Regions from separate parts of the Homo sapiens genome. Here regions 2 and 3 are each linked to region 1. A link is an interaction called in ENCODE POLR2A ChIA-PET data of the cell type or tissue named here. Cell type or tissue: MCF 10A. All regions are shown on one strand.

Region 1 (8,000 bases):
AGGCAGAGCCAGGGCATGTAATCTATGGCTGCTTAAGGGAGCGGCTTTCTGGTGAGGGGAGCAGCCTGCAGTCTGCTTTAATTGTGGATAAACCATGCACGCCGGATACTCCAGGTGGGAAGAGGAAAATCCTAGATTTGGGTATGAGACACATGGGGATTAGTGGCAGATAAATAAAATTCTTCCCCTTCTCGTATGCTAACATGTGTCAGCCATGAGCCCTCCTCCAGGGACCTTCTGAGATGAGCAGAGCCAGGGAGATTCAGAGGCAGACACACTTTAAAAAACACACGGCTACAACTCTGTGTTGTTCCAATGGATGTGAAGCATCCCTGGTCAGGAGCAATTAATTTGGATTACGTAAGAGCATTACGCTGTCACTGTCCCTGAGTCCTGTACCACGTCCTCCCTGCACAGATTTCTGTTGATAGTGGGGGTGGATAGGATGGCTGTTCTCTGCCCTGTTACAATGGCAGGATACAGCATTAGTCAGCTCCCACTCATGGGAGGGGAGGAGTTAATCCGCCAACACTGACCGCAGATTCTGTGTGGAGAACAGTGGGAGATGCCAAAGAAATGTAAACAATGTCCCTGCCTCCGTTTCCTTTATCATGGAAAGATGGCTCTGCCTGTCTTGTTCTCTATTGCATCACAGGCCTAGCAGGATGCCTGGCCTGCAGTAAGTGCTCAATAAATGTTTGTTGAATGAACAAATGCAAAAAGAAACTTTTGCCACTAGCAGCATTTCCCAGAGTATGTTCTGTGGAGTATTTTTTTTTTTTTAAGAGGCAAGGTCTTGCTATGATGTCCAGGCTGGACACTTGAACTTCTAACTCCTGGAAGAATCGCTCAAGCTCAAGTGATTCTCCCACCTCAGCCTCTGTTAGTAGCTGGGATCCCAGCCACATGCCACAGCGCCCAGCTTGTGGAGTGCTGATAGCTGTTATTTGGAAAAAAGGAGGGGGAGGGTGCTAACACTCCAATAAGTCTGATTAACAAAGGTTTGTTTGTTGTAGATGTTATTCGAATCTTTGATGTGCCAAAGTGCATTGTGATCTCTTAGGGGGAAGTAAATCTTTTCTCAAATTCATCTGATGACAGACCTCCTTTTTCTGGATTTTTTCATAGGAATGGCATCCTTGGGAAAAAGCTGTGTCGCATCCCCTATAAACTGGGGTCCTAATGCTTGTGTCTCATCCACGCTGCATGAATCAAGGGGTTAAGGGGAACAACAGAGCCAGGTTGAGATGAGGGGTGGAGGGTGGTGGGCTAGGCTCGCTCACTCCCTAGACTCCTACCTAGATGGATGTCTAGGTAGATGATGACTCCTACCTAGACCAGCAAAATGTCCAATGACTTCATGTCATTCAATTTTGTTTGGAAAGCTCAAGAATTCTAGAAGCTTGAGAATGGTGGACCCAGGGCTCAGTGTCCTGGTCTGTAATTTTTTCACATGCCTGTGTCTGGCTTCCTCATGTGTTGGGAGGTTAAGCTTGTAGCAGGCAGCCCCTATCAAGAGGCTTGGATGGGCCCTCTGGGTCAGGAAGGCCTGGCATCTCACCGAGTGGTCCTGCTGTGCAGATGATCAGAGCCCAGGCAGTTCTCAAAGGCAGAGCACTTACTCATGAGAGGTGGGCCAGGGCCACGCTGAAGCTGGCTGGCAGACTAGAGACTACTTTACCTGAACGAAGCTGAACTCCCTCCAGTTGAGCGAGTTTGCAATGGACGGCAGTGAGGTCACGGCCAGCAGGGACAACGTGCCGAGGGCCAGCACTCCCAGGGAGAGGTAGATCTCCATCCGCCAGACCTCCTCCTCCACCCAGAGGTGGCTCTTGTTGGCCAAGACCTGACATGGATGGAAGGAAAACCATGAACACTGTGGCAAAGGCTGGTGCCCCGGGAGGGCAATGATGAAGGACACAAGAAAGACAAGACGGCGGGCGCTCACACTGCACCTGACGCTACCTGGCTCTGTGATAAGCGTTTCTCAGGCATTAACTCATCGAATCCTCAAAACCACCCCACAAAGTAGAGATCACTATTAGCCCATTTTAGAGATGGAGGAAATGAGGCACAAAGATCAAATCACTTTCCCAAGGTCACATGTAGCTAACAGATGCAGAGCTGGGATCAGGACCCACTCAGCCTGGTGCCAATGACCGGGGCTCCTGGGGCTTTCACATATCTGCCCCGGGGCAGCCAATCAGAACAGTCACATCAGCAGAGTAAGGAGTCAACCAGAAATACAGCCCTTAAGCATGGCTCCGTCTCACGGTTTTCCGGCCCCAGAATCCCAGGACAGGAGAGAGGAGCTCTCCTAGCTCTGAATCCCCTCAGCCAATGAGCTCACACCTTACTGGCTGCTTCCCTTCCCAGCCTGTCTCACCCTGAGCCCTCTGTCTTCCTGGAGCCCCACACTGCCCCCATCACTGGCTCACACTCAGGACATACAAAGACACATACAGACACTGAGCCCCCAACACTCCCCGACCCAAAGCTCTCAGCCTCCCCTCTTCCTACCCAGTTCTCTACTTCTGCCTGAGGCACACAGCCTTGGCTCAACTTTGCCAGGCAAGAGAGACTGACGGCCATTCACCAAGCAGTTCAGTGACCACTTACGAAGCACCTACTGTGTGCCAGGCCCTGGGCTACAGAAAATAAAGATACCTGCCCTTACCCTGCCCTCACAGAGATCTGGGCCCCCCCACCAAGTTCCAGGACATATAAATTGGGGAGCCCCTATGAACCTGGAGATTTCTGACCCTTCTCTCCCCACCTTGCCACTGAGCCCCCTCCTAGCCCAGCCAACACTCACTCGCATAGTGCCCTCATGAGGAAGAACTTTTATCAAGGTGCAACTAGACCGGGTAGCAGAGTTCCTGGAAGTCAAGGTGTTCTCTGTGAAACACTGTGAAATGCTGGTACTTTTATTCTATAATGTCAGCAGAACAAGGAACAGTATTTCCATTAGAAGATGTGACTACACTTTAATAGGCAGCCTCTCAAAACAGAATGACTCATACAGGTTTTTTGAGAAACAATTTCAGCAGAAAAAAAAAAACACGAGCTCAGTTACCACATAAAATATTAAAAGTGAATCCACTGGGCTGAGCAAAATGGTTGTACAGCTTATAAGAGAAAGTTTAAAGAAACAGAGAAAATGCCATCCATTGAGTGCTTTTCCTGCAATCTGTGAAAAATGATTGGCTCTGTTCTATTTTAGGGCAGGCCTGGCTCACTTTGGTGACTTTAAGCCACTAAGGGACCAGGAGTCTAGGGACCCAGCCTCTTGTCCTGACCACCAGTGGCATGTGACTCTGGCAAGACTGTCTCTGGGCCTCAGTTTCTCTACCTAGGAGGTTTGGATGAGGTCATGTCTGAAATTCTCTTGATTTTGCTTATGTGCCTGCTGTGGTTGAAGTCACCATTAGCTGGAAAGGCGTGCAGAGGGCAGAGAGGTCTCCTCCGTACCTCTGCCCAGAGAAGTCTTACTCACACCTCACAGCATGAATTGAGTAAGTCATCTCCTCGCTGGAAGTTGTTTGTTCTTTAACTCTGCTTCATTAGTCATTCCTCTCTGCGCCTCGGGAAGATCAGGCAGTTAATGTCACAAGTCAGAGTTTGGATGATTACACACACGTATACCACATTGGCTTGTAAAATGCCTTGTTTTTTTCCTCTAACATTTCCAGTCTGCAGTGACGCTGGGAAGGGAGGGATGAGGTGGGCTAGGGAGCAGTGGATGGCAAAGACCCGCATGAGGACAGAACCTAAGCCAGCCTTAGGAGTCCATGAGATTCTCAGCCAGCCTATTAAACCACAGTGTTGTGCTCAGAGCTCCCTGGTGACCAGTGGCACACATGGCTAACTGGAACGCAGATGTAACAGCTCCCCTAGTAAGTAAGTCTCTATGTTTAGAGATGATCAAGTTCACCACCTTCTCCTTGAGAAGGCCAAGGAGAGTGTTCATCAACAAGAGATGGAAAGACAGCATTCAGGTGTGGGATTTCCCTCTAGGTTGCAGGTCAGACGCTGAAGGACCAGTGAGGCTGCAGCATTAGCCCCTCTCCATGTCTTCATAGTGGGTGATGGATGGGAAGAGAGTGGTACCAACTCACTGCCTGCCAGACTCAGAGGAGGAGGGGGTGGCAGGGTGTGGAAGGGCAACCTTGGGGCATAGAGACCATAGGCCTGGATTCTGACGCTGACTCTGCCACTGGTGGGCAGTCATGAGACCCTGGGCAGTCCCTTTCCTGGCTCATAGCATCATTGTATCTTGCTGTGTTACTGCAGGACTAAAAGCATTACGTTTGTGGAATGAGTAGCATGGAACAGGCACACAGTGGGCACTTAATGTAATAAATGGCTGTTGTTCTTAGTGGCAGCAAGGCAGTTAGACTAGTTCTTGCTCCAAGCTCTACGTGCACTCCTCTTAAGATGCCTGATATTGGCTCTGTGGTGGCCAATTTAAAAATCAGTCACTCAGTGAGCATGCACTGTGAACCTGTGTTAGGAACCATGGACCCCAAGGTGTAGAAGACCCAGTCATGGACCTCTGAGTCGGGTATGAAGTAGTGTGTAAGAAAAATAATAAAAAAGTATTTACAAAATGCAACAGATTACAGAGGCAGGTATGGGGAAGTAAGGGGATAGTCTGGGGGAGCTTAACAGAGGTAGGGTTTTGAAGGAGGAATAGGAGTTTGCAAGCTGTCAAGGTGTCCTGGGGTGGGCGTTCCAAGCCGAGAGGAATGAGCTCTGCCCATTTAGAGGACAGTATGGGACCCAAGTGTTGACACGTCACAGGAGAAGGGGAGATGAGGCTGCGGAGGGAGTCTAGCTGCATAGTGAGGGTTCTACCATTATCCCAAGGACACTGGGGTCACTGGATCTTTTCAGCAGTGACATGGTCAGATGAGAGTTTCAGACCATCCTGTGCCAGCCATGTGCAGATGTAGCTTGGGGTGAAGGTAATAGGAGAACGGGGTGAAGGTAACAGGAGAACAGTGTGCAGGTTAAACATTTCTTTGATCTTGATCTTTGAGTTTGATGTTGAAATGTGTATTTCCAGGGAAATACACAAGCAAATCCAAATGCCCTGTACAAATATCGGTTATTGTTGGTAATAATACTGTCTGTAAACATGGTCTCAAAGGTTTTCTCTACAGCTGGCATACACCTTTGCCTCCTAATCTGCAGACTCAGGGCTGTAAGGAAATCTTGGAGGAGTTTCTTGTGCCTAGACTAATGTGCTCCCTTGACCCAAGGGCCTAGTGGGCAGTTGGGGTGGTGAGTGGCCATGTGGGGACCCTGTGGTGAGGTGCCCATGGGCTGGCAGCAGAAGCCACACATCAAGCCTGAGCCACCCAGGAGTCCCTGCTGTTTGGGGCTGAAGGCAGAACAGCCTCAGGTGCCCAGGCCCAGAACCGCGGGCATGGCTTACCATGGACCATCCAGAATCTGCTTGGATGTGCCCAGGCTTGGGCACCTCCCCGTATCTGGGCTGCTGTGTGTCAAGCCCCTGCCTCCCTCCGACCACCCACCCCGACATAACCACATCAGCCCTGGTTTTGCCCTTAAGAACTCTGCAGAACAAGTTTAAGCCCCTTTGCATGAGAGGCCTTCGGTGTCTCTGACTGATCTCGTCCTGCGGGAGGGATGGTTGCCTGGCAACCTCACCAGGGCCTGCAGCCCTAAAGATTTTTGGGACACGGGGAAAATTACCTTGCATGCGCCCCTCTGTGCCCTGGTATTTGCATCAGGGCAGAATTGGGTTAACAGAATATCAGGGAGAGCCTTGGCAGGGCAGAGAATTTAGACAAAGGCAGTTGAAGGGTGGCAGGGGAGGGAGGGAGCAGTGGTGTGTCTTTTACCCTGGGGGGTAGTGGGCACCGTCCCCGTCTTTCCCACTGCTGCTGGAAATACCTGCCAGCTCAGGGGAGAGGGAGTGGGCTCCTCCATGCAGATCTGCCCCGTCCTGGGCAGCAACATTGTACTAGTCCCCAGGGAGCCCCGCAGAGCCTCCTGCCAAGGGGCTGGTGCTTTGTAGAAGTCAGTAAGAAAATATCGTCAAAGAGCATTGAAAACATTAGCACTAGGAGAGAGCTTGATCTACACATCAGGGCCTCGAGGACAAAAGAGGGGCTGTGACTTGCTCAAGGTCAAGATCTTTGTTCCAGTCAGCGATGCTGGAGAGCAGGAGTCCAGCCTCTAGCCTTCAGGCCTCCACACCGCCCCACACCAGCTGAGGCGAGGAGCCAGATGGTCTGTGTCTTTCTTACTCCTTTCTGTGGCCCCAGGGCCTGGCAGAGTAGGTGCTCAGTGAATGAGTGAATGAATGACCTAGTTCTGAAATCATTTACTCAATTGTGAATTTGGTTTGCCTGTAGAAAGCAGCGTGGGTATAAGCATGGATCTGGAAAATAGCTGGATCTGAATCCCAGCTGTGCTACTTACTGACTGTGTGACTTTGGCCAAGTTACTTGACCCCTCTGTGCCTCAGATTTCTCATCTATGAAATAAGGATATAATAGCACCTGGCCTACAGGGATGAGATGGGGTTAAATGAATTCACAGTGGTGTACGAAGCTCTTAGAATGGTTCCTGGAACACAGCGAGCTCTTGTTAAGGGTTCATGACTGATTTCTTCCCTTCCTCTCATTTCCATCAAGCATCTTGCTTTTCTGCCTGAAGTCTGGGGTTCTTCCTTTGTCTTAGGAAATTCTGAGCCCACAGATGCAATGATGCCGGTATCTGTGGGTGGCAAAGGACGAGGGCAGTCGAGTAGCTGCTGGCAGAGAAGCAGCAACCCTGACAGTGAGTAGGGGCTGAGGTCTGTGGTTCTCAGGAGGTGCCCAGCCCTGCTTCCCAGTCCTGCCAATCCCCCATGCTCGGAGGGGATGGCCCTGTGCTAGGTGTTTAGGGGAGGGCCCAGCCTCACCAAGGTCCCTGCATTCTGAGCAGGAGCAGGAGCTGCAGGGGCTGCCAGGCTGGAATGAGGGGTGGATGAGAAGTGTCTCACCAGCACCTGGGCTGAACCCTGTTGGGTGACTAGCGTCCTGGAGTGGGCAGGACCTATGCATCAACCAGCCCCGGGGCTGGGCACTGGAGGTGGAATTAATTTGGAGAAAATAAAGACAGTGTTGCTGAAGATGTGAGCTTGGGACTAAGAATCAAGCCCCATGAGCTTGTGGACCAGGAGGGAGCATCAGGGGCCTGTTTCTGTGGGCACAGGTGCCAGCTGATGCCTGGGTCCCCACCTGGTGTGGCCTGAAGGTCCTCCACTTCCCAGGAACCCTGCTGGCAACCAAGCCCCATATGAATTTTCTAAATGAATGATTAGTGCCACCCCCAGTAAAACAAACAAAGAACAACAACAACAACAACAAACCTAAACCTGGAATGCTCACTCCTGCAGCCTTCCCCATCTCAGCTGATGGCAACTCTCTCTTTCAGGTGCTCAGACCCAAACCCCAGAGTCATCCCTGATCACCCACAAAACCCTGGGGCCATTCCAGCGGCAATTCCATGCACTCCAGCTTCACATGTGCCTTCAGGATCTCCTTGCTCCTCCACTGCTCCCACTGCCTCCAGCCTCCACTGCCTCAAATCTGGGCATATGCACGGCTTCCTCGCTGGCCCCAGCAGCTAGCTGCCTTTGACCTCCTACAGTCTGTTCTCAGCCAAAAACCAGAGAGAACCACTTAAAATGTCAGGCCGATCAACACCTAAATTCAAACCTTCACCAGCTCCCTATTTCACTCGGAGCCTAAGGCTGAAGCTCTTCCTCTCAGGCCTCGCCTGCCACCCCCTCCTTGTTCAGCTTTAGCCACATGGGCCTCCTGGCTGCTCCTCCAACGTACCAGGCACACTTCTGCCCAAGGACTATGCCCCGTGGCCTGCAACATCACCCCAGCAGGCCACCGGCCCCTCTCCCCTCCTTCCAGCTCTGCTCACATAGCACTCACTCTGCAAGTCCTCCTGGACCATCTTCAAACCTGCAC
Region 2 (8,000 bases), 60 kb after region 1:
ACAGCAACCACAGAGATCAGAGAGGTTAAATGACCTCTCTGAGGGGAATAAAGAGGGGAATAAAGAGGCAGCCTCAGTAGAAATCTGCCTTCCTTTCTTTCTTTCCCTTCTTCCCTCCCTCCCTCCCTCCTTCCTTCCTTCTTTCCTTCTTTCCTTCCTTCCTTCCTCCCTCCCCTCCTTCCTTCCTTCCTCCCTCCCCTCCTTCCTTCTTTCCTCCCTCCCTCCTTCCTTCTCACCTTCTCTCCCTCTTCCCTCCCTCTCTCCCTCCTTCTCACCTTCTCTCCCTCTTCCCTCCCTCCCTCCCTCCCTTCCTTCCTTCCTTCCTTCCCTCTGTCTCTTTTGCTCTTTCTCCTTCCTTCCTTCCTTTTCTTTCTCTCTCTCTTTCTTTCTTTCTCTCTCTCTTTCTTTCTTTCTCTCTTTCTTTCTTTCTCTCTCTCTCTCTTTCTTTCTTTCTTTCTTTTCTTTCTTTCTCTCTCTTTCTTTCTCTCTTTCTTTCTTTCCCCCCTCTATTTCTTTCTCTCTCTCTCTTTCTTTCTCTCTCTCTTTCTTTCTTTCTTTCCCCCTCTCTCTTTCTTTGTTTCTTCCTTTCTTTCATTCTGACTTGTCTCATTCTGTCACCCAGTCTGGAGCGCTGTGGTGCGATCATAGCTCACTGCAGCCTCAACCTCCTGGGTTCAAGCCCTCTGGAGTAGCTGGAACTACAGGTGCAGGCCACTATGCTTAGCAATGGAATCTGTCTTTCCAATCAGCTCTGGAAGTGATTCTGAGATATCAGGTTTGGGAGCCCATGGACATGATGTTGCAATCTGTTGCTGTCTTTTATGTTCCCATTGCCTGTCTGGTCAAGGTCCTGCTGGGCGCTTCCACCTGCTTTTTGTCCACCTGCAGCCGTCTCTCCAGAGCTGTGGCTGCCTGGGTCATTCCCCTCGATCATTCCCTCTAACCCTATTTCTGAATCTAGCCGCAGGCCTGGCCCGGCTCCTGCTCTTTTGCTTCCAAGTTGCCTGTTCCTTTTATTCACTTAAAATAAAATCTATCTACATACATAAAAATTTACATTTTTGATGAATGAATTTTGGCATAATCATGTAATCAATCATGCCCATCTTTGAGATACAGAACAGTTCCAATTCCCCCCAAAATTCCCCCTTGCTGTCCTTTTGTAGTCAATTATTTCCCTAGCCACTAGACCCTGACAACTACTGATTTGTTCCTATAATTTTACCTTTTCCAGTATGTCACAACATTGAATCATACAGTATGTAGTCCTTTGGGCCTGGCTTCTTTCACTAAGCACAGTGCATTTGAGATTCATCAGGTTGTTGCCTATATCACCAGTTTCTTTTTTTGCTGTCTAGTAATTCATTGTATGGATGTACCATGGTTTGCTTATTCATTCACCAGCTGAAGGTCATGTTAGGTTGTTTCCAGTTGGGGTGAATTATAAATAAAGCCACTATAAACATTTGCATACAGACTTTTGTGTGAACATATGTTTTATTTCTTTTTTTTTTTTAAGTACACAGGAGTGATGAGAGTGGATACCCTTTCCTTGCTCCCAATCCCAGAGGATAGCATTTAGTCTTTCAACATTAAACATGATGTTAGTTGCATATTTTTTTGTGGATGCCTGTAATCAGGTTTAAAAAAATCAGAATTGATAACTTACCAGACAACAGCAGAAAATCTTGATCCTCAATTAACTTTGAAACCTTGTTGTGTGCATGGTTTCCATTTAGCTTCCTGAAATGTTGAAAATAACTTGTTTCCTCACTGTTGTCTGAGAGCTGTGAGTACTGGCAATGACTACAATAAGAGATGAGTCAAGGATGACTCCAAGACTCCTAGCCTCGCTTTCTCATATGCTTCCCTCTCCCCCTCCCTCCCTCCCTCCCTCCCTCCCTCCCTCCCTTCCTTCCTTCTTTCCTTCCTTCCTTCCTTCCTTCCTTCCTTCCTTCCTTCCTTCCTTCCTTCCTTCCTTCCTTCCTACTGTTCAATCTCCTGAAGCTTCTTGCTTTCTTCCTCTTTAGTTCCAGGCTGCTGAAGCAATGGCCCTGATGTTGCTAATGCTCCCAGTGGATCTCTGCTATTCGGCCCACTGAAGCCACCTCTCTCTCTCTCTCTCTCTCTTTTTTTTCTTGGTGACAGGGTCTTGCTCTGTCACTCAGGCTGGAGTGCAGTGGTGTGATCATAGCTCACTGCAGCCTCAAACTCCTGGGCTCAATCGATCCTCCTACCTTAGTCTCTTGAGTAGCTGGGACTACAGGCATGTGCCACCACCCCTGGCTAATTTTTATATTTTGTATAGAGATGGGGCCTTTCTATCTTGTCCAGGCTGGTCTCAAACTCCTAGGCTCAAGCTATCCTCCCACCTCAGGCTCCCAAAGTGCTGGGATCATAGGTGTGAGCCACTGTGCCCCACCAGAAGTTTTAGATTTTTTTGAGCTGTGTTCTGAACGATTAATATGTGGACTCTAAGGCCTCATTACAAACTATGAGGTATTAATGTCTGTATTTTCCAAATAGACGAAGTTCAGAAGGGTGGGTGGCTTGCTCAAGGTCATCTAGCTGGCCAGCAGCGGAGAAGGTGTACATATCCTCAGGGCGTGCAACCACCTTGCCAAGGTAAGTTGGCACTCAGAGCTGATGCCATTATACCCCAACGGAACTTAGCAAGTGGGTTGAGCGTTTGCTATTTTTTTTTTCTTAAAAAGCTTATATTTTGTTGAATAAATAATAATTCATTTTCATTGGTGGCAGACGTAGCTTGATTGGTTTCTATTTTTCCATTAACTGCCTCCTACTGCCACCTTAAAAGCAGAAGCTTTTGGCCATCTTTGGTGCCCTCCTGAGCCACCGTCACATTTTTGTCCCTTGTATGCCCCCGAAGTGTGCCCTGGAAACTGACCAGTCTGCCTCTGCCCATCCCCGCCTGCATCCTCCACGTATGTAACCTGCTGCCTCCAGGTGGTCATTTAGGCAGAAGGGAGGGGACATCACAGGCCCAAGCTCCTCCGTGGCCACTTGATGTGGCAGGGGACCTTTTTCCTGAACTAGAGAGTCTGAAAAGAAATAATTTCAAGATAGTAACATGAGCATGGGCAGAAATCTTCCCCTTTTGGGCCATAATCAGAAAAAAGAAAGATAGGAAAAATGTAAGAGATAACAAATACATAATTAGATTTTAAAAGAAGAGGCAGGGCACTGTGGCTCATACCTGTAATCCCAGCACTTTGGGAATCCAAGATGGGAGAATCACTTGAGCCTGGGAGTTTGAGACCAGCCTGGGCAACACAGCAAGACCCTGTCTTTACAAATAATAATAATAATAATAATGAAGTATGCATGGGACTCAGAAGTTAAAAGCAATGAACTCTATTAATAGCTATCAAACTTTTTAGTCTTGGCAATCTTTTTCTCTCTTGAAAATTATTGAGGACCCCAAAAAGCTTTTGTTTACATGGGTTATATCTACTGATATTTACAGTATTAGAAATTAAAACTAAGAAATTTAAACAATCTTTATGTGAAAATAACAAAAATAAGTCCATTGCACATCAAAATACTTATGTTAATATAAATAGCATTTTTGTGAAAAATGACTATGTTTTCCAAGTACAAAAATTTAGTGAGAAGAGTGGTATTGTTTTACATTTTTTTGCAGATCTCTTTTTCTTTCTTTCCTTCCTTCCTTCCTTCCTTCCTTCCTTCCTTCCTTCCTTCCTTCCTTCCTTCCTTCTTTCTTTCTTTCTTTCTTTCTTTCTTTCTTTCTTTCTTTCTTTCTTTCTTTCTTTCTTTCTTTCTTTCTTTCTTGACAGAGTCTCACTCTATCATTCAGGCTGGAGTGTGGTAGTGCAATCACAGCTCACTGCAGCCTTGACCTCCTGACTCAGGTGATCCTCCTTCCTAGCCTCCCGAGTAGTTGGGATCATGGGCACACACCACCACATCTGGCTAATTTTAAAAATTATCTGTAGAGATGGGGGTCTCACTATGGTGCCCAGGCTGGTCACAAATTCCCAGGCTCAAGCAATCCTCAGTGCTGGGATTATAGATGTGATCCACTGCACCTGGCATCTTTTACTTCTGGCTTGCTAGAAGATAGCTGGATTCTCATATGGGCTTCTGTTTTCCGTCTATTGCACTTTACGGGTAATGTAATTTCTTGAAAAGGCCACACCTCCTTAGTGTGACTATGGAAATAGTTTTGCATTTGTGGATTCCCAGAAACCAGCCTCAGGGACCGATTCCCTAGATCCCATTTTGAGGACCACTCCAAGTGGATCAATAATGACCAAAATAAACTTATTTTTAACAACATTTTTTATTTAGTGTTTTAGCTTGGATTCCACCAAAAACCTGAGACAAAGGGACTGCATTTGAGTCATTTATTTGGGTCCATAAATCTAGGAGTCAAGAGTTGGAGGACTGGGAAGAATGAAACAAGGAAGTAGGAAAAGCCCATCCAGCCATGTGTTAAGCTACTGTTAAATTAAATTTAGTGGCCTGGCGCAGTGGCTCACGCCTGTAATCCCAGCACTTTGGGAGGCTGAGGTTTAGTGGCCTGGTGCGGTGGCTCACGCCTGTAATCCCAGCACTTTGGGAGGCTGAGGTTTAGTGGCCTGGCGCGGTGGCTCACGCCTGTAATCCCAGCACTTTGGGAGGCTGAGGCAGATGGATCACCTGAGGTCAGGAGTTAGAGACCAGCCTGGCCAACATGGTGAAACCACCCCCTCTACTAAATATACAAAAATTAATTGGGCATGATGGTGCACACTTGTAATCCCAGCTACTCGGGAGGCTGAGGCAGGAGAATCACTTGAACCTGGGAGGCGGAGGTTGCAGTGAGCCGAGATCATGCCACTGCATTCCAGCCTGGGCAACAAGAGTGAAACTCCATCTCAAAAAACAAAAAACAAAACAAAACAAAACAACAACAACAACAAAAATCAAATTTAGCTTAAAGCTTCCTCCTTACATATTTTAAGTTCAGCCTAAAGGTTTCTCTGTGCATAGTAAACTATAGCCTACAGGGAAATGTAAACAGGCTGTAACGTACTCTTGTGTCAATCACTGAGTTTTGGCCAATCAAAGGTGGCCAACTTTTCAAACTGTGTTCAAATAAGGCAAACGACGAGCTGCGACCCATTCAGCTGTTTCTGAACCTCACTTCTGTTTTCTGTGCTTCACTTTCCTTTTTCTGTCCATAAATCTTCCACCAGAGTCTGTCTAAACCTACTCTGGCTCAGCAGACTGCCCTAGTCACGAATTGTCCTTTGCTCAGTTAAACTGTGTTAAATTTAATCTGGTTAAGGTTGTTCTTTTAACACTGGCCATTGCTGTGGGCAGTCGGGGCTCAGTTTAACTGAGGACTCCCAGAGAAACCATGTAGACTATGCCTTAGACTGAGGGCCTAAGACCTCGAGGCCTGGCATATTTATTCATTGGCTTCCTTCTCCTATTGGGCAAGGATTGCTCCAGGGAGGGTTGACTCCCTGGCACTTCAAGATTTGCCTGTATACCGTGATGCCTGGGGCAGAAAGAAAGACATACCTGGTGCAGCTGAAGTGAAGCTGTCAGGTTACACCTGGGGGCAGCTTGTTGCCACAGCAACTCTTGTGCAAAAGGCAGGCTAAGAGTGTGAAATGGGGCTAAAAGATGTCCAACACATTATGTGGGAAAACCAACTTGCAGAATAATATGTGCAGCAAGACATCATTTACGTTAATAATAAAACCACCAAACTAATAGCAAGTATTTTCCGAGTATATATATATATATATACCTGGAAGCTGACCAGCCTGCCTCTGCCCATCCCTGCTTGCATCCTGCAGGTATGGAACCTGCTAACTCCAGGTGGTTATTTAGGCAGATACATACATATATATGATGTATATATTTGTATATGTTTACATATGTATATACAAATACATTAAAAAGTATTGGATTTATACACACCAAGTTTCAAGGGAAGAGATATTGATTGGGAATATGGGTCATTTAAGATAATGTTAGTTTTTTTTAATCTAATTTCCTAATCTTTCTTTATCGCCAAAGCTCCAAAGCAGAAGATTAGAAACATACGAGATTCACTGAAGTTAATTCATAGAGTTTGTTGGTTTATCCTTTTTCTTCACGGGGACAGCACAGGGGGTCATGCCCAGGCCAAGCAAAGAAAATGGCTTATGGAATTGTGGGTACCCACAAGTCTTAGTACGTCTGTGCCACTGTAACAAAACACTTGAGCCTGGGTAGTTTATAAATAATGGAAAGTTATTTCTCACAGTTCTAGAGGACGGAAGTCCAAGTTCAAGGCACTGGCAGGTTTGGTGTCTGGTGAGGGCTGCTCACTGCTTAAAAGATGGCACCTGTGCTGTATCCTCTGGAGGGGACAAATGCTGTGTCCTCACATGGTGGAGGGATGGAAGGTGGGACTCAGCCTCTAAAGCCCTTCTATAGGGCACTAATCCATTCATGACTGCAGAGGCCTCATGTCCTCATCACCTCCTAAGGACCCCACCCCTCGATACTGTTGTGCTGGGGATTTTCAACATGAATTGTGGAGGGCGCACAAACATTCAAACCATAGCACTGAGAGAGCAGCTGGCATCTATCCCTTAGCTGGATGCTAGTCCCCAGGGCACCAGAGTGACTGGCCAATGAGAAAATTGGGAGGCCGGGCACGGGGGCTCACACCTGTAATCTCAGCATTTTGGGAGGCTGAGGCGGGTGGGTCATCTGAGGTCAGGAGTTCAAGACCAGACTGACCAATATGGTGAGACTCCATCTCTACTAAATATATATATATATAAATTAGCCAGCTGTGGTGGCATGTACCTGTAGTCCCAGTTACTCAGGAGGCTGAGACAGGAGAATTGCTTGAATCCAGAAGGTGGAGGTTGCACTGAGCCGAGATCGCACCTCTGCACTCCAGCTTGGGCGACAGAGCAAGACTCTGTCTTAAAGATAAATAAATAAATAAAGAAAGAAAAGAAAATTGGGGGGATAGTGTGGCAAGGGTCCCTGAGAGTGTGGGATTCAAGATGGGCTTTTGCTTATGGAGAATTCTTAAGGTGGGAGACTGATTTGGAGCATCGTGTGAGGTAAAGTGAGGAGGGAGAATATGAATTTTTGGGATCTTTTTGGTAGAGACATGATCTCTCTGTGTTGCCCAAGCTGGTCTCAAACTGCTGGCCTCAAGCAATTCTCCCCCTTCAGCCTCCCAAAGTGCTGAGATTATAGGCATGAGCAAACGCACCTGAAATAACACAAAATATACACATTGCTCTCTGTCCCCAGTTCCCAGCAGAGTTCCTAAAATCCTTGTAAGGTTGACCCTTGAACAACACAGGTTTGAACTGCAAGGGTCAACTTATACTTGGATAGTTTTCATTAAATATATTAGATTTTTTTTTTGAGATTTGTGACAGTTTGAAAAAACTTACAGTTACAGGTTACAGTGCGCTACGATCATGTCACTGCCCTTGTGTAGCCCAGAAATATCAAAAAAGAACAACAAAAAGTTAGGTATGTCATGAATGCATAAAGTATATGCGAGTACTAGTCTATTTTATAAGTTACTACTATAAAATTACACAAATCTATTATAAAAAGTTAAAATTTATGAAAACATGCAAAAAACACAGATCATACATGGCACCATTTGTAGTTGAGGGAAATGTAAACAAATGTAAAGATGAAGTATTCAATCATAACTACATAAAATTCACTGTAGTAAGCACTGTACTACTGTAATATTTTTGTAGCTACCTCCTGTTGCTATTGCGGTGAGCTCGTGTTGCGAGTGTCTGCTTAAAACACTATGAAATACTGACCATCTCCACGTGAGCAGTAGATTGCATATAGCAATTTACAATTTACTATTGCAATCTCCAGTAAATTGCATATTGCAGTGAAAACCATGATCTCTCTCAGTTCTCATTTATTTTCATGGTTAGTGCAATACTGTAAACCTTGAATAGCATCATGGGACCCATACG
Region 3 (8,000 bases), 490 kb before region 1:
AGTGCACCTGCATGTACATTCTTGTCCTGTGTATTCTATTGAAGCAACCCCCAAAGCTTTTTTGGCTGCCTAGCACTTGGTCTTAGCAGCCTCTTTCTTTCTTTCCTTCCTTCTTTCCCTCTCATCCTCCTCCCTTTCTTTCTTCAAGAGATGCTCATTGTATACCTATTAAGTGGCAGTGAGCCATCTCTGTCCACCCCTCTGACTCTACCTCTCCTGCGCTTGCCTTCTATGCCTGCCTGTTCTCAGATGCCCTTCCACCCTCCCCACCCAGCTCTGGTCCCTGCCCACCGTCCACCCCATCTGTGCATGGAGTACTCAGAGCGCCTAGGCTAGCTGCAGATCCCTTGTTATGCTAATGCATCAGTCCTCCTATTGCCGTTAACAGGCAGCTGAGACTGAGTGCGACGCTTAGCACGATAGCTGGGAAATCACAGAAAAACACACCCAGAACAGCTCAAGAGTGACTATTCACACAGATCAAAGAGCCTAATATTTTATTCTGAGGTTTTCATTCTCTTATAACCATGAAACTCCGAAGCTCAGTAAAAAGTCAGCTTGGATAGCTTACTATGATTATTAACAATAGACCACTAATAAATACATGGTCTGTAAGGCACTTAGGGGCTCACAAAGGGGAACGGCTGAGACACACGGGTCAGCCTCAGCCTCCTCAGTTCAGCAGGGGGGCTCCTAAGAGACCTGCACATAGGCAGAGAAGAAGCAAAAATTAACAAAAGAATCCAAGAGACTGAGATAGTCCCTTCCGCATTTGGCAGAAAACCTAAACTACAGTGACTCATACAAGGAGAGGTTCGTGTCCCTGTCCTGTGAATAATTGAGGGAGGCGCTCCTGGGCTGGCATAGTGGCCCTGCTCTGTGATGTCCTCAGGGACCCAGGCTCTTTCCAGCTCCTGCTCTGCGATCCCTAGGGTGTGGCTCCCATCTTTATGGTCTAAGTTGGTGATTAGGTCTCCAATGCATCCATATTCTAGGCGGCCACTGGAGGAAGAGACAAAGAAATGGGGGCAAAGGCAGGTGCCTGCAGCTCAAAGGAGAGTTTCCTGAAGCTGGCACATGTCACTTCATCACTGGCCAGGGCTCAGTCATGTGGCCACACCTTGATGCAAGGGAGCCTGAGAAGTGTGGCCTCCACTGCAGGGCTGCAGTGTTCCCAGCTGAAATGTGAGGCTTCTGCACTTCTAATACTGAGGGAGAGGGGAGACTGGAAACTGGAAGATCCGTAGCAGCATCTGCCACAGTGGAGAAGGACGAATCGCCAGCAATCCAGACCTCTGGCCCCTCCCCGTTCCAGCACATCTCTATCTCCCTCTCACACACAGCATTTCCACTGTGTGTCACAGTTGACAGAGAGCTGTCATGTATGAGACCCATTTTAAAGGTACTGCATTTTGATTTTATTAACATATTAAAATTGATTACATACAAGGCAAGCATGTCCATTGGCAACTGCTCCCAAGCTTGGGCCCTCCTCATTGGCCATGAGTTGACTGCTGTGGTCAGGTTGGCATGTGTTCTTCCCAGGCTCTTTCTATCAGGCACACCTTGAAGAGCTGCTGCTAGCATTGGGGAGAGGTCTGAGGTCTCCACAGAAGGGGCTCTACACCCTGTGCCTAGCATCCAAAGACAGTTACTTAAACCACCAGACAACATCCCCCTACCTGTTCCTTGCTGCCTTCTCTCAACCCTCCTGGTCTTCATTGAATCCTCACGTGGCCCCACGAGCTTGGAGATCTGGGCCAGTTGCTCTGGTTGAAGCAGGCTCTCCCCTTAATTTTCATTTCTCCTTCTTGGATCAGGTCTTTTACCAGGCAACTGTCAGGATAACACATGCCCTGGCCCCATCTTAACCTGTGCTCTGAGCCTCCCTTTCGACCTGGACAAACTGGGTTGCCCTCCTCATCAAGGACAGCATCTGCACACTGGCAACCGTTATTGAGTGCTTGCCCCCTACCAGGCACTGCTGTCTGCACTTTGAAGGTCTTAACTCCTTTGCTCCTCTCACCCACACAGCTAATAAGCACAGCTTTGCTAACAATGCCAGGCTCTGGGCCTGTCTTGGAAATACTGGTTCTGTGGAAGGAAGTTGGACTGTGGAGTACAACAGATTTATTTGCTGTAGGTTCTTAGGCAAATTACTCAACCTCTAAAAATGGATTATTGACACCTGCAAAGTGTGAGGAACATTAAAAGAGATGGCATACAAAGCACTTAGCCTAGCGCCTGGTACATAGTGTTATTAATTAATGGCAGTACTTGTTTATGAAGATAATAAGTAATTCAATAGTGTCTGATGGGAGAGTGGATTATTTTAAGATCCTGCCCAATGCTCCATCAAGTCACTGCAGAGTGCCTGGGGTGGGGAGGAAATACCCTTCCATGTACTCTCTCTTCAACCACTGGTTTTCCTTGCTACTACAATTGGGTCTTTGCCCTAAAATTTTTCCCTTTTTCTTTTAGTGCTTTAAGACATTTCTGATTTAAGCATGCTTTGGTAGGAGATCGAGAATTTTTCTAAGTCTGTTTGGGCTTGCAGCATTTGGAATTATCGTGCATATCAGAATCTTTCCACATATGAATGTTTTATATGCTTAGGTAATAAGAAAGGGAAGGAAAGATTTTACAGAATCACAGATGTAGTCTTAATGGGAAAAGAGCAAGAGAAATATCAACCAAAAGAGGAGAGAATTGGAACTATATCTTCATTTGGTTTATAGGGAAGAGGAAGCATGTGCCACTATAAAGTGTGATCATTATGGTGTGCCTTTTTTGTTGTTGTTGTTATAAGAATTCCAGAATCTACACATTCAAACTAGTACAGTCTTCCAACTTAGTTATTTGGGGAAGTTATATGTGTTTCCAACAACTTGACAATTTCTCAAATATTATCAACTGATATCTCATTTTATCACTACCATCCAGGTTCCTGTATGAGAGGGTACCAATATCTGTCCCTTGTAGGTACTCTGTCATCCCAACCCGTATTCTTAACCAATTCTGGTTGAAGAAGAAGATAAACTAGGACTTCTAAACCCACCAGCACTTGGCTTAGTTAAGTGCCTTCTCTGTGCCAGGCATCATGCCAGGATCTGGGTTTGCAGAGGTAAATATAACACAGTCCCTGCCCTAAAGGATTTTGGAGACCAGAGAAGGGATGATCTAAAAGCCTGTACACTTATTCTCCCTCTCTTTGCGAGGGGTAAAATTTCCAAGTGTTCATGGAGTTGAGACCAAGCAGTGAGAGAACTGTCTGTATTGACATAAAGCACACACTCCAGTCCCTGAGTCATCCTGGGGCACCACTACAGTCATCCTGGGGCACCTATGGTTGTTGCCAGATTGGCAAAAATCCAAACCAAGAAGAACTAGGTAAATGCTGTGACTGTGGAGCACTTTGCTCCAGCTAAAAGTCAAGTTTACCTGAAGGGCAGCCACAAGTGCCTCTGGCTTGAAGCTCTTCCAAAATGAAGGCATTGTGAAATGGGAATTTTGAAAAAGGCAAAAATGTCAATCTCTTTGAAGTAATTTCTAAACTCCTTAATTTACAGAATGATAGATTTAATTTTGGTCTGAATTATTTTGGTATCAATGATGTCAAAGCAATTTGTCCCTGGATCAATTCAGTGAAGAAAAAGCATCTTCAATGTATCAAGAGGTTGGTTTTTTTGTGTGTGGTAGAGGACATTCTATTGCTTTTATACTAACATTCTAGAAATTAGTCCTTATATTTTATGTTTCCTCCAAATCATTTGTAACATATTTATTAAAAACTCCAAGTGTACTTTCTGGTACATACAGTTAAAATAAATGCACTAATTTAAATGATCAACAGTTATGAAGAGGCAGGGTCCCTTAGTGGGTAAGAGTATAGTTTCTGGGCCAGGCGTGGTGGCTCACGCCTATAATCCCAGCACTTTAGAAGCCCCAGGCAGGTGGATCACTTGAGGTCAGGAGTTCAAGACCAGCCTGGCCAACATGGTGAATCTCCATCTCTACTAAAAATACAAAAATTATCCAGGCATGGTGGCACGCTCCTGTAATCCCAGGTACTTGGGAAGCTGAGGCAGGAGAATCGCTTGAACTTGGGAGGCAGAGTTTGCAGTGAGCCGAGACCGCACCACTGCACTCCAGCCTGGGTGACAGAGCAAGACTCTGTCTCAAAATACAAAACAAAACCAAAAGAGTATAGTTTCTGGCCCTACTCTGCAAGGATTCAAATCTCCCTTTGCCACTTACTATCTGTGCGATTTTGGATGGGCTATGCAAACCCCCGTGCTTGTTTCTCCATCCATAGAATAAGAATAACGGTATCTACCTCATAAGATTTTTATGAAGATCAAAGGAACTAACAACAAAAAGCACCTAGAACCATCCTGGCACAGAGTAAGATCTGCTCTATAAGTAGTAGCTGTTATCATTGATTGGACACTTACCATATGCCATGCCTGTTATATATATCACTGAATTTACACCTCCCAACTCCCCTCTGAGCAAGTATTAGTATCCCCATTTAGCATATAAGGAAACTTGAATTTAGAGGTTTCAACAATTCAAATCAGACACACAGTGTTTCAGACTGAAGCTTAGTCACATCATTACATAATGGTCTCCCAAAATGGAGCTGGACAAATCAAAGAGAGTTATAAAAATGCAAGCAACCCAAGTTATTAAAGGTAAAACATTTTACCTATTAAAATGCAATGTAATGTCTTTCTGTCTCCAGCTAGAGTGGAGAGAGCCTAAGCCAATATGGCTGAAAAGACGGGCTGCCTTTGCATTTCTATGTCATGAATTATGTGTTGGCATCAGAGAAGAGCCATAGAAGGCTTCTAAAGAGTGGAGAAATGATCATCTCCATATTTTATAAAGACCACCATCATGATGGTGACACATAGGCTGGGGGCTAGGGTGAACATAAAGGTGGAGGATCAGTTTCAGACCCTTGTAATGACCCAGAGAGTTATGATATATGTTTGAGTCTGGGTGGAAGTTGTGGATATACAAGAGAACAGAGATACCTGAGACACCAGGTAAATAGAAACAATATGACTTGATCTATCTATTGCATGGCGGAACCCAGGTTTCTGGCTTGGCCAAGTGGCTGGTTAGCTGGTAGTGCCAGTCACCAAGATGAGGAGGCACAAGAGAAAAGGCAAGTAAGAGAGTATGATTAGTCCATTTAGCAGAAGTTGAGCCGGGCGTAGTGACTAACACCAGCAATCCCAGCATTTTGGGAGTCCGAGACAGGAGGATCAGGAATATGAAACCAGTCTGGGAAACATATAAAAACCATCTCTACAAAAAAAAAAAAAAATAACCAGGCATGGTAGTATGTGCTTCCAGTCCTAGCTACTTGGGAGGCAGAAGTTAGAGGACTGCCTGAGGATTTGAGGCTGCAGTGGGCTATGATGGTGCCACTACACTCCAGCCTGGCAACAGAGCAAGACCCTGTTTCTAAATAAATAAATACAAGTAATTGAACTTGAGAAGCCTGTGAAATTCTATCCAAAAGTCAATTAAACATACAGATCTGCAGCTCAGGTCTCCAGCCTGCACTGGAATTAGAGATCTGAGATGGTAGTGCATGTCGTAAGGATAGTGTCTGGAGAGAGAAGAAAGGAAGTAAAGGGAAGAACCCTGGGAATAAGCCCCAACATTTGGGAATAGGCCCCTGTGGTAAACCAGCCTGGAGACTGAGCAGCCAGAGAGCTCAGAAGAAGGTGAGGAGAGAGTAGGGCCCCAGGCACCAAGGGGGAGAGTCTTGGAAGACTGTGAAGGGGTTGACAGTGCCATGTGTCACAAAGCTGAGTAAGCGGTGAGTGTAAAAGTGTGCAAGGGAGTGGGGAACTTAATATTCATTCATGACCTTTGCCAGACAGTTTCAAGGGAGAAACTGAGGTGGAAGCCAGATGTCAGGGAGTCGAGGAGGGAGTGGGAAGTGGGGACTTTAAATGAAGACAGGTGACAAGGCACTTAGCTGATTAAAGAAGGTGAGAGAAATAGAAAGAGGGGACAGAATTGGGGGGAAGCTTTGGTTAGAACATACATAGTTCTAATAATACTGTGTCTGGCCAGGTGCAGTGGCTCATGCCTGTAATCCCAGCACTTTGGGAGGCTGAGGCGGGCAGACTGCTTGAGCTGAGGAGTTCGAGACCAGCCTGGGCAACATGGCAAAACCAATGTATTTTCGTTAAAAATACAAAAAATTATCCAAGCATAGTGGCACATGCCTGTAGTCCCAGCTACTTAAGAAGCTGATCACCTGAGGTGATCACCTGAGCCTGGGGGGTTGAGGCTGCAGTGAGCCATGATCACACCACTGCACTCCAGCCTGGGTGACAGGAGTGAGACCCTACCTCAAAACAATAATAATAATAATAATACTGTGTCATGGGATTCAAGTCTCCATAAGGGTCAATTGATATTCTCTTCTTGAAAACCTGTAGTAAATAAATCCCAAACCCAAGGTAACCATTTGGTAAATGAAACGTCTGTGCTTTCCTAGCTTCTCTGGGATTTGGGAGCACCTGAAGGGTTGCGATAGCTCCATCCATAGCCTACTCAACCACCATTATGTTGGCCCTTTCTTCTTGCTAACAGAACCCAGTGTTGTTGATGTGGCCATTTGCCCAGCACCACAGTACACACTGTGCTTGTTGTAAGACAATCAACACAATGTGGTTTCTCTTTGCCAGTGACTGGTCTAGGGGTGTGTGCGACCCAGTCCTAGCCAATGGGATGTTGGAGGACATTTTCTGAGGACTTCTTGAAAAGAATCCTCCCTCTTCCTCCCAATCACCTCATTCCCTCACTATAAAAAGAGAGAAAAGTGAGGAGAAAGCTTTTTTCCACCTATCCCTTTCCATTCTGTTTAGGGCATAAAAATAATTGTAAGGAAATTCAACAAAGTTCTTTTTCCAGCAATGATTCCCTTGATGCAGTCTTAGAAAAATCAATTTTAAAATTATTTCAGAAGCAAATTTTTAGGTGCTCTTGCTTTGCAGGTATCCTAAGCAGACATTTATTTAGCTTATTAGACACTCTAACGCTGACCTTGAGCAAATTTCTTAACTTGTATGAGCCTCAGTTTCCTCCTTGATAACCTGGGGAATGAGAATAGCTACCACATGGGCCTGTTGTGGGAACTGAGATGGGACGTGCAAAGTGCCTAGCATAGCAATGATAGTGCTTGACTCCTATTTTCCTGTGAGTTCTTTTTTTTCCTTTGAGATGGAGTCTCACTCTGTTGCCAGGCTAGAGTGCAGTGGCGCAATCTCAGCTCACTGCAACCTCCACCTCCTGGGTTCAAGTAATTCTCCTGCCTCAGCCTCCCAAGTAGCTGGGATTACAGGCATGCACCACCATGCCTGGCTAATTTTTTTGTATTTTTAGTAGAGACAGGGTTTCACCATATTGGCCAGGCTAGTCTTGAACTCCTGACCTCAGGTGATCCACCCACATCGGCCTCCCAAAGTGCTGGGATTATAGGCATGAGCCACCGCGCCCGGCCTTCCTGTGGGTTCTTTACACACACCCTCACTAGGAAAGACTAGGAATGGCCAGGGCTACCAGTAAATTACTGATAGCCAGTGACCTCCCCAAGGGACCCTAGAACCCAGGATCCCACTTTCCACACCTGCAGGTCACCCGTTGGCTGCCAGATCCATGTCAGGTTCCTTTGAGTTCAGCTGCAGCCTGCTGACTTGGGCACTTCCCCCAACAGCCTGCTTGGCTGACCACATCCCCCAGATGGTTCCAAACTGTCAGCCTTTTGAGCCCACAGACACGGTGCCCAGACCTTGTGTCCCCTCCCTGCACCAGTGCCTGTGGTGCCCAGTTTCTCCAGCCCTTGCCAGCCTGTTCCCAGCTTCTGGCCCTGCCTGCTGCATGGTCAGCAGAATTCTCCTGGGCCTCATCCTAGACCTGTGTTACAGCAGGTGACAGACAGTCAGTCCCACTCTCTAATAAGCCACAAAATA

The links. ChIA-PET counts read pairs that join two places held together with the same protein. Peaks named below come from ENCODE experiments on the same cell type or tissue, not always from the same donor. Only the 100,000 strongest peaks of a DNase experiment are listed, where the experiment ranks them.
Region 2: POLR2A ChIA-PET joins it to region 1 with 6 read pairs; 5 of 35 experiments call an interaction of 5 or more read pairs at or near these places.
Region 3: POLR2A ChIA-PET joins it to region 1 with 6 read pairs; 1 of 35 experiments calls an interaction of 5 or more read pairs at or near these places.

The regions. Positions count from the first base shown.
Region 1 is chr2:119,248,530-119,256,529 of GRCh38, reverse strand. It overlaps STEAP3 (STEAP3 metalloreductase), which reads right to left. Exons shown (of 6, transcript NM_182915.3): 5 at 1,682-1,846. It overlaps STEAP3-AS1 (STEAP3 antisense RNA 1), which reads left to right and starts at 7,459. Exons shown (of 2, transcript NR_046721.1): 1 at 7,459-8,000. RefSeq lists enhancers at 1-850, 1,176-2,119. In MCF 10A, no CTCF peak of the experiment used is centred here; DNase peaks (open chromatin) are centred at 529, 3,049 and 3,539.
Region 2 is chr2:119,188,042-119,196,041 of GRCh38, reverse strand. The region is part of intron 2 of LOC107985941 (a long non-coding RNA gene); the gene reads left to right. Among named protein-coding and RNA genes, the nearest start is that of STEAP3, 32 kb to the left of the region's middle. RefSeq lists an enhancer at 1-272. In MCF 10A, no CTCF peak of the experiment used is centred here; no DNase peak of the experiment used is centred here.
Region 3 is chr2:119,739,866-119,747,865 of GRCh38, reverse strand. All of the region lies in intron 1 of LOC101927764 (a long non-coding RNA gene), which reads left to right. Among named protein-coding and RNA genes, the nearest start is that of PTPN4, 16 kb to the left of the region's middle. In MCF 10A, no CTCF peak of the experiment used is centred here; DNase peaks (open chromatin) are centred at 805 and 3,335.